Linked DNA regions of Homo sapiens: region 2 is linked to region 1. Evidence: chromatin contacts called from ENCODE Hi-C or POLR2A ChIA-PET data. All regions are on one chromosome and are shown on one strand. The core of a region is the stretch at or near the end of the contact, and the rest is flanking DNA. Distances in the headings are between cores, read along the strand shown.

Evidence for each region. Hi-C counts contacts between places; a loop is a spot of excess contacts on that map. ChIA-PET counts read pairs that join two places held with the same protein, here RNA polymerase II (POLR2A). Pooled maps may share reads with other maps.
Region 2: a loop to region 1 is called in a map of Calu3, with 4 times the contacts of the local background. The contact joins two enhancer-like sites. A Hi-C loop is called at or near these places in 4 of 168 maps with a recorded cell type or tissue (Calu3, IMR-90, PC-9 and 1 more) and 2 of 50 pooled maps. POLR2A ChIA-PET finds 5 or more read pairs at or near these places in 2 of 52 experiments (MCF 10A and PC-9).

The regions. Positions count from the first base shown.
Region 1 is chr7:46,565,996-46,571,011 of GRCh38, forward strand. No RefSeq gene overlaps it. Among named protein-coding and RNA genes, the nearest start is that of IGFBP3, 650 kb to the left of the region's middle. Within about 2 kb of position 2,501, at least 3 of the 41 ENCODE cell types and tissues checked have a DNase peak (open chromatin) inside an H3K27ac peak, as active enhancers do.
Region 2 is chr7:46,761,812-46,766,827 of GRCh38, forward strand. No RefSeq gene overlaps it. Among named protein-coding and RNA genes, the nearest start is that of SNORD151, 700 kb to the right of the region's middle. Within about 2 kb of position 2,585, at least 8 of the 41 ENCODE cell types and tissues checked have a DNase peak (open chromatin) inside an H3K27ac peak, as active enhancers do.

The DNA.
Region 1 (5,016 bases), core at 1,251-3,750:
ATCAAGGAGAGTAAACATGTAATATAAAACACATGTAGATAAACGTAAATATGTGAGCAAATTCCTCAGCATGTAAAAGTTTAAAAGTATGTATATAAAGCCCAAATACGTAAACATACTCTTTAAGAATATTTTAGAGATTCAATTGCTGGGCATAATTTACAGCCCAGGTATTTCAGCCATTTGGCTTGTAGATGAAGGAAACAATCACAAGCAGAATCAGTGAATTACCTACCATCCTACAGGAAGTTAGCATAAGTCATGAGCTTCAGAACTTAAGCCTGAGTGAGTGTTCAGGCTCCCTGTCCTGTTCAATGTGAACTGTATCTGTGATTCTCAATTCTCTACTTATTATATCCATAAAGCAGTTTTTCAAAGAATAGGAGTCCTGACATTATAAAAGCACTCCCCTCCTTTCTTAAGAAGATGGCCTATCTGGGCAGGCATTCTGCTCTATATTTATCATTTGTAACATGTTTAGAGACAGCAATCCTTGACTTTGGGGAGATCGTAGAATCCTCTGACTATCTCATGAGACATTGGCATCCTCTCCTTAGAAAAATAAGCTTCGGTGCACACACTCAGCTTTTCCTATAATTCCTAGGGAGGGGAGCAAAGATTTCAAGTTAAGAAAACTTAGGATGTCATCACTTTGTCAGTGATCTTCCAAATTATTACCATCTGAATTGAGCCTAAGAAACTGCCATTTAATAAAAAATGTAATGTCTGGAACACGGGAGCTGAACAAATGAACAATGAAGATTACTTAAATGCTGGATTGTGCCTTTAAAAGCTGCCCAAATGTTGCAAATTAAGAAACAGATGGTTCAGGTGTTTATAAGTCTCCCTTCAATTCTGCCTTGTAATTTGGTCCAGCCTTGCGGGGTGCTTCTTAGTTTCCTCTTACCTCTTTCTGGTGTTAATGGATAATATATTACTGTAATTTCCAAATGGGAGCCCCACCTGGCCTGATAAGAGTGACGCCCTTGTTTAAGACACATATCTTCAGAGAATACAGTCTTCGGTGCCTACGTGTGAACATTTATGTATATATATCAATAACTATATTTAACATTTGTTTCTGATCTCATGGAAATGAAAGTATCTTCTGTGCTTCCGCTAAATACAACTGTCCATCCCCTATAACTACTATGACTTCTTCTACCATTCCTGGTACCACTAAAGATAATGCCTTCTACTTCTTTTCACTTGTGACATCCTATCCCCTTCATGGCCTGGATTACCTTATACCTTTTTCATGAAGATTTTGTGGCTTCTTCCAACAGATTTAACTGTATTTCTGCTCTAGAACTGACCTTGTTTTTTTTCACATGTTATAAGTTGTCCCCTCCATTGAGCTGTAAGCACATTGGGCTTAGGGACCAAATATCATCCATCTCTACATCCCCACAACCCCGGGGAACTCCATAAGCCAGAGAAACTTGGAAGCCGTAGATTATGTAAAAATTCCTGTTACAGAATGTTTACTGCATTGAAGAGGCTGATTGGTTTATTATGTGTGAAAGAGTCACCCCACAGATCTTTGCTGATGGCCCTTTTACGTCGGCAAATAAATAAATGAAGGACTGACTGAATGAAAAGGAGCTGTGGAAACAAGAGGTAAACTCGATAATGAGATTCCTTAAAAAGAATCTCCCATACTATTTTGGGATAAGAGAAACCATCAGCCTAGCATAAGCCACTTTTCCTCTAAGAAACTTTAGAAAATTAAGACAAAATATGGGGGGGAAATATGATATGGCGCTCATAATGGATGGCTGGCTTCCCTCAGATGACCTCCTAATAGGCAGTCTTCCATGAAGCCAAGAAAACTGTGTTGCTCTGTTATTATAGGACAATGACAGCTACTGGCCTTGTTTCAATGATTATAGCGCTTCTTCATCTTTGCTGGCCCGGAGCTGTGAGCAGTGTGAAATAGCTCCGGTGGGGTATGCATCTTTCTCCAGTCTAGGAGATAGCTCCCCTGGGTCTAGGTGGGAAGGTGTGTAGGGATCAAGGTCAGGCTTCAGTCTGTGGTGCAGCAGCTCCCTTGAAACAGCCTCGCCTATCACAGGCTGAGCCAGCCAGTCAACAATGGCTTTGTTTATTGCATTCCTACTCTGTAGCTAGGTCTAGGGACGCATTCTGGGGTATTCTCCTCAATTCAACATGTTCTCTCCTCACTCATCTCCATACCACGACAAATGATGGCCAGCTAGGGTCACTTTTTCTAGGGACAGTCTTGAGTCATTATTTCTCAGATGATATTAACTCACTAATAAAAATAAATGCTTTTTGGAAGTGGGAAACATTGAATTGCACTTTAAGAAACAAGGTGCTGGGGTTAGAATAAGGAAGAGTACATTTATACCAGACCCTGAAGGATAGATAGAGCTTTTGAACACCCTCTGGGGTGGGGGAGTATGTGGGTGTGTTTGTATGGGGAGGTAGGTGGGGCTCATGTACCTGGAGAGCTTACATTACAGGGTGAGGTGCAGGCATGAAGGTACAAGAGTTACAGGCGGGTCCCAAGGCAGTCCAAGAGTACAGAGCTTAAACAGTCCTGAAAACTGGGAAGACCTCAAGTCTGACCTTAGTTCCAGGAGTTCATGACAATGTCTCTATAAAATGGGCATCCGGCCCCTCCCTTCACAGGGTTGGTGTACGGATGTGAGGTCATGTTCCTAACTTGGCAGGCAGTGGGCAGTCCTGAGAGGCAGCTACCACTATTTTAATAGACACATCCCATCCGAGTTTATCAGTTATTTTGATTGTCACCACAGACATGCAGGCCTCCTTAACCCCACATGCCGTTCTACAAAGTGCGTTTGTTTGTTTCTGCTCAGGAACATAACGTGAAGGAGCTGAAGAAAAAGGCTGACCCTGAGCTCAAGGAAGCTCAGCTGTCATCCCGAGTTTCCAATATTTTATAGAGCATGTGGATTTATTCATTGCCATTGCATGTGCTGTCCTGGCCTCTCCACTTGCCTTGAGCAGCAAGTTGTGACGAGGGCTCTAAACATGATCATACAAGACTGTCTCTATCTTCCGTCTCTGCCGCATGTCCTTGCCCCCAGCAATGGACACAGGGAGCCAACAAAGGCAACTGAACACATCACACTCTTGTGGATGGAACCTGAGAGGGAAAGGCAATGTAGGCCCCCAGTGTGCTCAGGCCATCCTGCCTGGGGTACAGCTTCTGAAGCTACCTGCATGGAAGAGGACAGGCAGGGACTGTGACTCAGAGGCAGAGCATTTTGTGGGAGTGGTGCTGGGGGACACAGTGCGATCCAGGGCTGCCACAGACACAGTGCAGCAGGCAGGAAGCTAACGTTCTGGATGGCTGCACAAGAAATGCAGAGGCTGCTCAGGGATTCAAACTTCAGCCTTGAGGTTTGTTCTGGAGTGAGGGGAGTAATCCAATCAGTGGGCAAGGCAGGCAGTGTCTGTTCAGACTTTCTTCAGAGACCAGCCAGGCTGCCCATCTGCCGGCTGCCCTATCAGTGCAACAAAACCTTTTAAGGGGGTGATGTCAAGGTGAGGAGGAGAAGCAGAATGGAGGTGCAAGGCAGACCCAGGTTTGAGTCACAGGGGCAGTGCAGGTGGCAGGGACAGAGACACCAGCCAAGCCTGGGGGTGGGTGCTCATGTTTCTAGCATTGTGCTCACTGCCGGGGCCTGCTCAATCCATGGTGACCTGATGCAGACATCATGAGGATGTGGACCTGGGGGACCCCAACTTGCCCTGGAGACATCTTGGGGAACAGATATGTCATCTTCCTATGCCTCAACCTTTGGCTCTTCTACCTATTGAATTTTTACTGGAAGCAAAGGATTTACCTGTGAAACTCTAAAAACACGAGAGTAGCCCCTGATACAGGGGAGAGCCCAGCCTCCAAGCTGGATCGAGGAGGGGGTTGAACTCCAGAACCTTTCGTTTGCCACCTCCATCTTTAGGCAGTCATCAAGCTCAATTGCTTTCCTATTTATTTTCATACAGATGAAGATTATATGAACTGTTTCATTTATTATGTAAGTCTGAATGAGATAACTGGTATGAAGCACTTAGACTCTAACAGAAACTCAGTCATTTTGAGTGTGCTTCACCTCTTTTTCTTCTTAAATTCCAGTCCACCTGCCTTGGTCAGACTTCTTGAAGATAAATCAAGCAGTTTTCTGGAAAGGAGCAAACAGTGAGTTGGGCCCTGCAGAGCATCTGGGACCAAGGACTGTAATACTCACCATACTCTCTTGCCTTTGCAGTCACCTGTTTTTTGGCTGTTTCTTACCTGCCTGTCCCACTACACTTTTGCTGGGAAATGGCCCCAATAAGCATTCTGTTGTGGATCTCCTGATCCTAATGGGATCAAGGCTTCTCACAGGAAGGGTTTGCTGTGAGAGCCATTGCGGGTGCAGCAGGGCTAACCCTGGCATCAGGTGCAGATGTGGGCGTGCATGTAGCCTGGTGACAAGTGACATACATTCTCACCAGGGCACCTCACCCACCTGCCACCCTGCCAGCACAGCATCAGATAAAAAATTAAAAATGTTTGTTCAGAGATCTGAAAAGTGAGAGTGGAAATTTTGAGAGAAGAGGCATTCATGTGGGATCCTGCACCTCCACCTTCTAGTCAGACCCCAGAGAGTAAAGAATGACTCAAAGCTGTCTGTTTCATGGGGGGTGTCTTACCTAACTGAGTACATAAAGTGTAGATAAGTCTAAACATAGCTGGCAAATGAAAATACTAGAAGGCCAAGAACTCCCCCTTACTCTCTTTCCTGGTTCAAGTGGATTTAAGTTAATAAGTCAAAATTTATCATACAGGAATTAATGCATTCATCTGAGTTTCTCAGTCACCCAGGAATTTAATTAGTTATCTTCCAAAATGGATGAAACTACTAGAAAATTCTCAGGTCTTGTAACCATTTACAAGAAAACAAACATTTGAAACAAAAATATTGGATAATCTAAATTATTATTTGTTTTATCCCAAGGAAATGAATCCTATTTAGATCA
Region 2 (5,016 bases), core at 1,335-3,834, 200 kb after region 1:
ACCCTCCTTCCATTAAGATCTTCTTCCTCTTACTTCACGTTACTTATCTCTCCTTGGATCTTGCACGGCTCTTAACCTGCATGGCCCTTTGACAGTTCACCTCTGTCTGCCTCTTATGCCCTAGGTCTCCCACACAAGGCTCTATGCCCCTCAGAGTGTGTCTTCAGGAGTTCCCTGGGTGTCTCTGAGCCTTCCAGTCTCATAATGACTTTCAACTACAATACAAGTACTTACCACCTAATGTGTGTTGAATGTATGTGAAAACTAACAAGTGGATACTTTCTACATTTCTTCACACATTTGGCTCCTCACTACATGTCTATATCCTCTCCAGTAGAACTCTTCAGCAACTCCCCTCACTTAGGGGTCTGTCTCCAGGACTCCTCCCATGGCCTGTGTGCCCTCATTCATCAGGCCTCTGGCCAGCTTCCTGCATCCATACTACACATGGGTCACATCAAATATCTGTGTATTCCATCATGGAACTGCATTGTTTTCTGGGTCTCCAGTCTGTGGACATGCGTTTTTTCATATAGAATAGATTTCTTTACACCACACACTTGGGCTATTTCTTTTTGTCTTTCACACATGAGCCACGTGTTCCTTCTCTGTCTTCTGCTCATGTCCTGTGTTCCTATAATACTTACTGATGTGCACAACCATTGTTTCCTCACTGGTTTAAAGGTCCCAAGAGCACATGTGCTGTGTTTATTTCATCATTAAAACCCATCAGCTACTGCAGTGTCTGGCAAAATATAGATGATCTATAAATATTAAACTTAGTGCTCTGTTAGGATAACAGATTTTGAAAGAATTTTAGAGGTGTTTCCTGAAAATGGAGGGCAGAGATTTGGCTTATCAAGATGAATAAAAAGAGCTGGGGAGATGTCATGGAGGCTCCTTCAGCAGCGAGTGGCTGATGACAGCAAATTAATGTACTAGAAAGGTTGGAAAACCAACCAACACAAGTATATGCATCTGGGGACTAATCAACACATAGGACTAGCAACTCAGCATTTATTTTTCTTTTCCATCTGTTTTATGTATATCGTGAATGTATACATCCATGTAGAAGAAAAAAGACAAATATATTTTGGCTTTAAATTACATTAAGTTTGAAGATCATTTTGAAATCATTTTGATCAGTATACGCAGCCTAAATACTTTGACTTCATGGCATTCCTGCATCCTGTTTTCTCCGCATATGCCTAGTGTTCATAGTGGGAATCAGCTCTTCCCCAAAATAAAGCAAGAAAAAAATTTTTATTTATCTCAAAGTTGTAACGGGTATGCAGATTCAAAGTTATTTTCCAACCCCTCTAAAGAATAACTGTTGATGTATTTTTTGATATTATTCAAGACAAAACAATATATTTTCATTGCTGATGTTGATCAGTAGCTAGTTTTTTAGACTAGTAAATATACAAATAAATGAGAAAATACTTGTTTTTATGATTAAAATATTTTTATAGAAAACATCTAAAAATTAACGATGAAATTAATTTATGGTGTCTTTTACAAGTTTTGGAGCACAAATAAGGAAATATTTAACAACTGAATTTTAAATTTACCAAAGCACTTTGCAAAGGATTTGGTTATTTAGGGAATTTTTTTTCTAACTTTGTAACAACAAAATAAATGTGGATGAAATTCAGAAACCTTAGGCAACATCCATTGTTTCACAATAACTATGGGCACCAGAGTCCCCACAGGTCACACCATGTGTAAATAATAACACCAGCTATACTGGGAAGTTGAAATGCTTCCATGTGTAACAGTGCTGGGGGCGCTTCTCTGAAAACGGAACACTCGACATGGAAACTTTTTATTCCCTAAATTGTTCCAGATAGTTGGTGACAGATTTAAAGTATAATTGTTTAACATGGACAAGTAAAAACATTTTTCAGAAAGACAAAATGTTGTGGCAGTATTTTTTTCTTCTTCTGATAGAATCTTTATTTTAATCAGATACCTACTCCCCCAGTCAACCTGTTTGCCTCCGGGAAAGCATAAACTCTTTCTTAGACCCCTGGGCACAATGAATTTAACTACAGTCACAACCTGTCCCCCATCAGTGGGTCTTAGCAATGGGCTTGTAGAACAATTAAGGCCAAATGAAAGCATGAAGATATTTCCCTGTGGCCTCTAGAAAAATTATCTTTTGGTTCTCATCCTCTCTCCCTCTTCCCTTCTTTCTCCTCTCTTTTCTACCCCCACTTCTTTTTTCTCTTCCTCCTCCTCCTCTTCCTCCTCTTCTTGTTCTTCTTGTTCTTTTTCTTCTCCTCTTTCTCCTCCTCCTCCTCCTCCTTCTCCTTCTCCTCCTCTCTCTCTCTCCATGTTTTAATGCAAAGATGTGAAATACTGAGAATGGAGGACAGAGATATGAATGGGCAATGGCCAGACCAGACATAAAAATAAAACTCTGACCCACAATCTGTGGCAAACTGCCCAGAAAGCCAACTCATACACTACAGTACCAGCCCAGGAAACCAGCCTGAGATCTATGAGTCAGACTCATAGGAAGCCAGACCACTCTAACAACTGGTTCAGGAGGCTAAACAATAACCCCTGTAATAATTAGTCCCAAAGGGCTAAGACATGATTGATAACTGGCAGCTTCCCTGATATTGTCCCTGCTTTCAACTAAGGACCAACCAGAGAAAGCCAAATATGCTTCCCTAACCAATCACGTAGGCAGCCTCTCTTCTAGTGAGCCGCCTCAGCTTTCCAAGGCAGGCTGTCTGAACTGCAACAGGGCTCACCTGTTTCCCACTGTGAAGCTTCCCCTCTCCTCTGCCTGCCTGTGATTCTTGGCCAAATGCGGTGATGGTGGCTGGCCCCCTTGCTAGAGCAGCTCTGGGTGAATGGCCTTTGCCTGTTCTCATTGGGAGATCTTCATTTAGATGATACTAAACAGATCATCTCTCTGCTAGTACAGGCTTAAATGGATGTGCATAAGAGAGCATCCCAGAGAATCAGAAGTGGGCCCTGACTGAGCACATCCTGAGGCCTCCCTGTCTCAGATCCCCAAGTGGCAAACTCATAAATGTCTTTCATTATTAGTGCCAATTTCCCTTTGTGTTTCTATCACTGATTTTAAGTCAACATAGAACTTAAAATTGGGAGCGCTAACATAATAGACTAAAATGTCAAGCTAACTGAGGGAAGGGCAGCAAGGACCCCCATCTGCTAGGTTGGGAAATGGATTAAAGCACTGTGTTATGGGCCAAACAGTACTGCTGCATTTGGGAATATGGCAGGAAACCAGACATTTAGGAGAGGACTGTATTCAGGCAATTGTGAAAGGGAGAATATTTATTAATAAAAAAAAAGGAGGGTCCTGCCTGGCGTTTTAAGGCAGCCAAACAAGAGAGCTAAATGTAGCCTTATGAGAGCCATAAGGAAGGACAGAGATGGCTCTTATTTGGCAATATGTGGGGGCAGGCTAGGGGGATTTCCAGGAGCACAAGGGCTCAGCTGAAGTTCAGCGTTGTCATCAGCGTATGTTGATTTGTAGTCTTCCTCAAACCCCGAGTCAAGTAACAGCAAGGCTTGAAGATGACCTGTCTGAAAGTAAAATGGCAAGAAAGGCCAAAACTCTCTTTGCCAGTGGAATACATTTCAAAAATAAGACAGAAACTTAAGCCATTTCTTGGAGTTAAAAAGATACCATTTGATCCCAAGTAAAAATCTGTGTTAGGAGACTAGGTAGGTAGGTGCAAAGTTTAGCAGGAGATAGATGAGACATGAAACAAATTTGAACCCTGCTGTATGAGTTCGTTCTCACGCTGCTAATAAAGACATACCTGAGACTGGGTGATTTATGAAGAAAAAGAGGTTTAATGGACTTGCAGTTCTGCATGGCTGGGGAGACATCACAATCATAGTGGAAGCCAAAGGAATACCAAAGGCACATCTTACATGGCAGCAGGCAAGAGAGCATGTGCAGGAGAACTCCTTTTTATAAAACCATCAGCTCTCATGAGACTTATTCACTATCACAAGGACAGCACGGGAAAAACTCACCACCATGATTCAATTACCTCCCACCAGGTCCTTCCCACAACACATGGGGATTACTACAATTCGAAATTTTGTTGGGGACACACAGCCAAAACATATCACCTGCTGAGCACCCCCTTAGGCACTGTTGACCTGCCAGAGGGCAAGGCAGTTTCTGAGAAGGTACAACTCAAATGTATCCTGATTCCACGATCTTTTTTTTCATCTAAATGTCCCAAAGCTGTGGCTGGAAGAAAGTTGAGTCTGTTAAGCTTGATCCTAGGGGGACAGTGGCAGCAGCATGTTGCTAAGAGACAGAAATTTCCAGACTCAAAGGAAAGGGGCAGACAAGACCATTACTTGACTAGAAGAAGATAGTAACCATTTAAAGGATTCAAACTGCCAAAGAAATCCAAGTCTTGGCTTGTGTACTTCTAAGGTGAGCACCCTCACAGCATCTCCTCAGCTCAATTTGCAGCAATAAGATTTACATTATTAAAGTAGAATCGGGAAGGACGTCCGGTACCTTAGCTGCAATTCAGTGGGTGAGGTGAGCCTTCCCAGGGCAGATTCGAGCTGCATGGTCCTCAGGGCAGTGGAGATTCTTAGAATGAACAGTACCAGGAGGCTGGATTTGCTGAACAAGGTGTCCACTCTGTACCTAGGCAGGGGAACTGGCAACAACTGGTCGTCAGAGTGTGTTTTTCATATTGCTTCATGTAAGAGTGACTTTTTGCTACTGCGATCTCCCCTTTCAATACCACTACATGTTGGGTTTTGCAGGGTGAGTTTTGTGGTGATAGGAGGAACATGACAGAGCAGAAGCTGCATGAGCCAGATATTCTGGACTTGGTTTTGAATGCAGTATTGGATGAGGCTTTGGGTTTCTCTGTTTGGCAGAGAACTCAGTATGTTTTTTGTGGAGATGGGCATTTTACATGTGAAATGAAGAGAAGGAGCATGAATCTGTGAACGATGGGTCTCCCAATATGAGTTGTGGGCTGTTGTATGAAT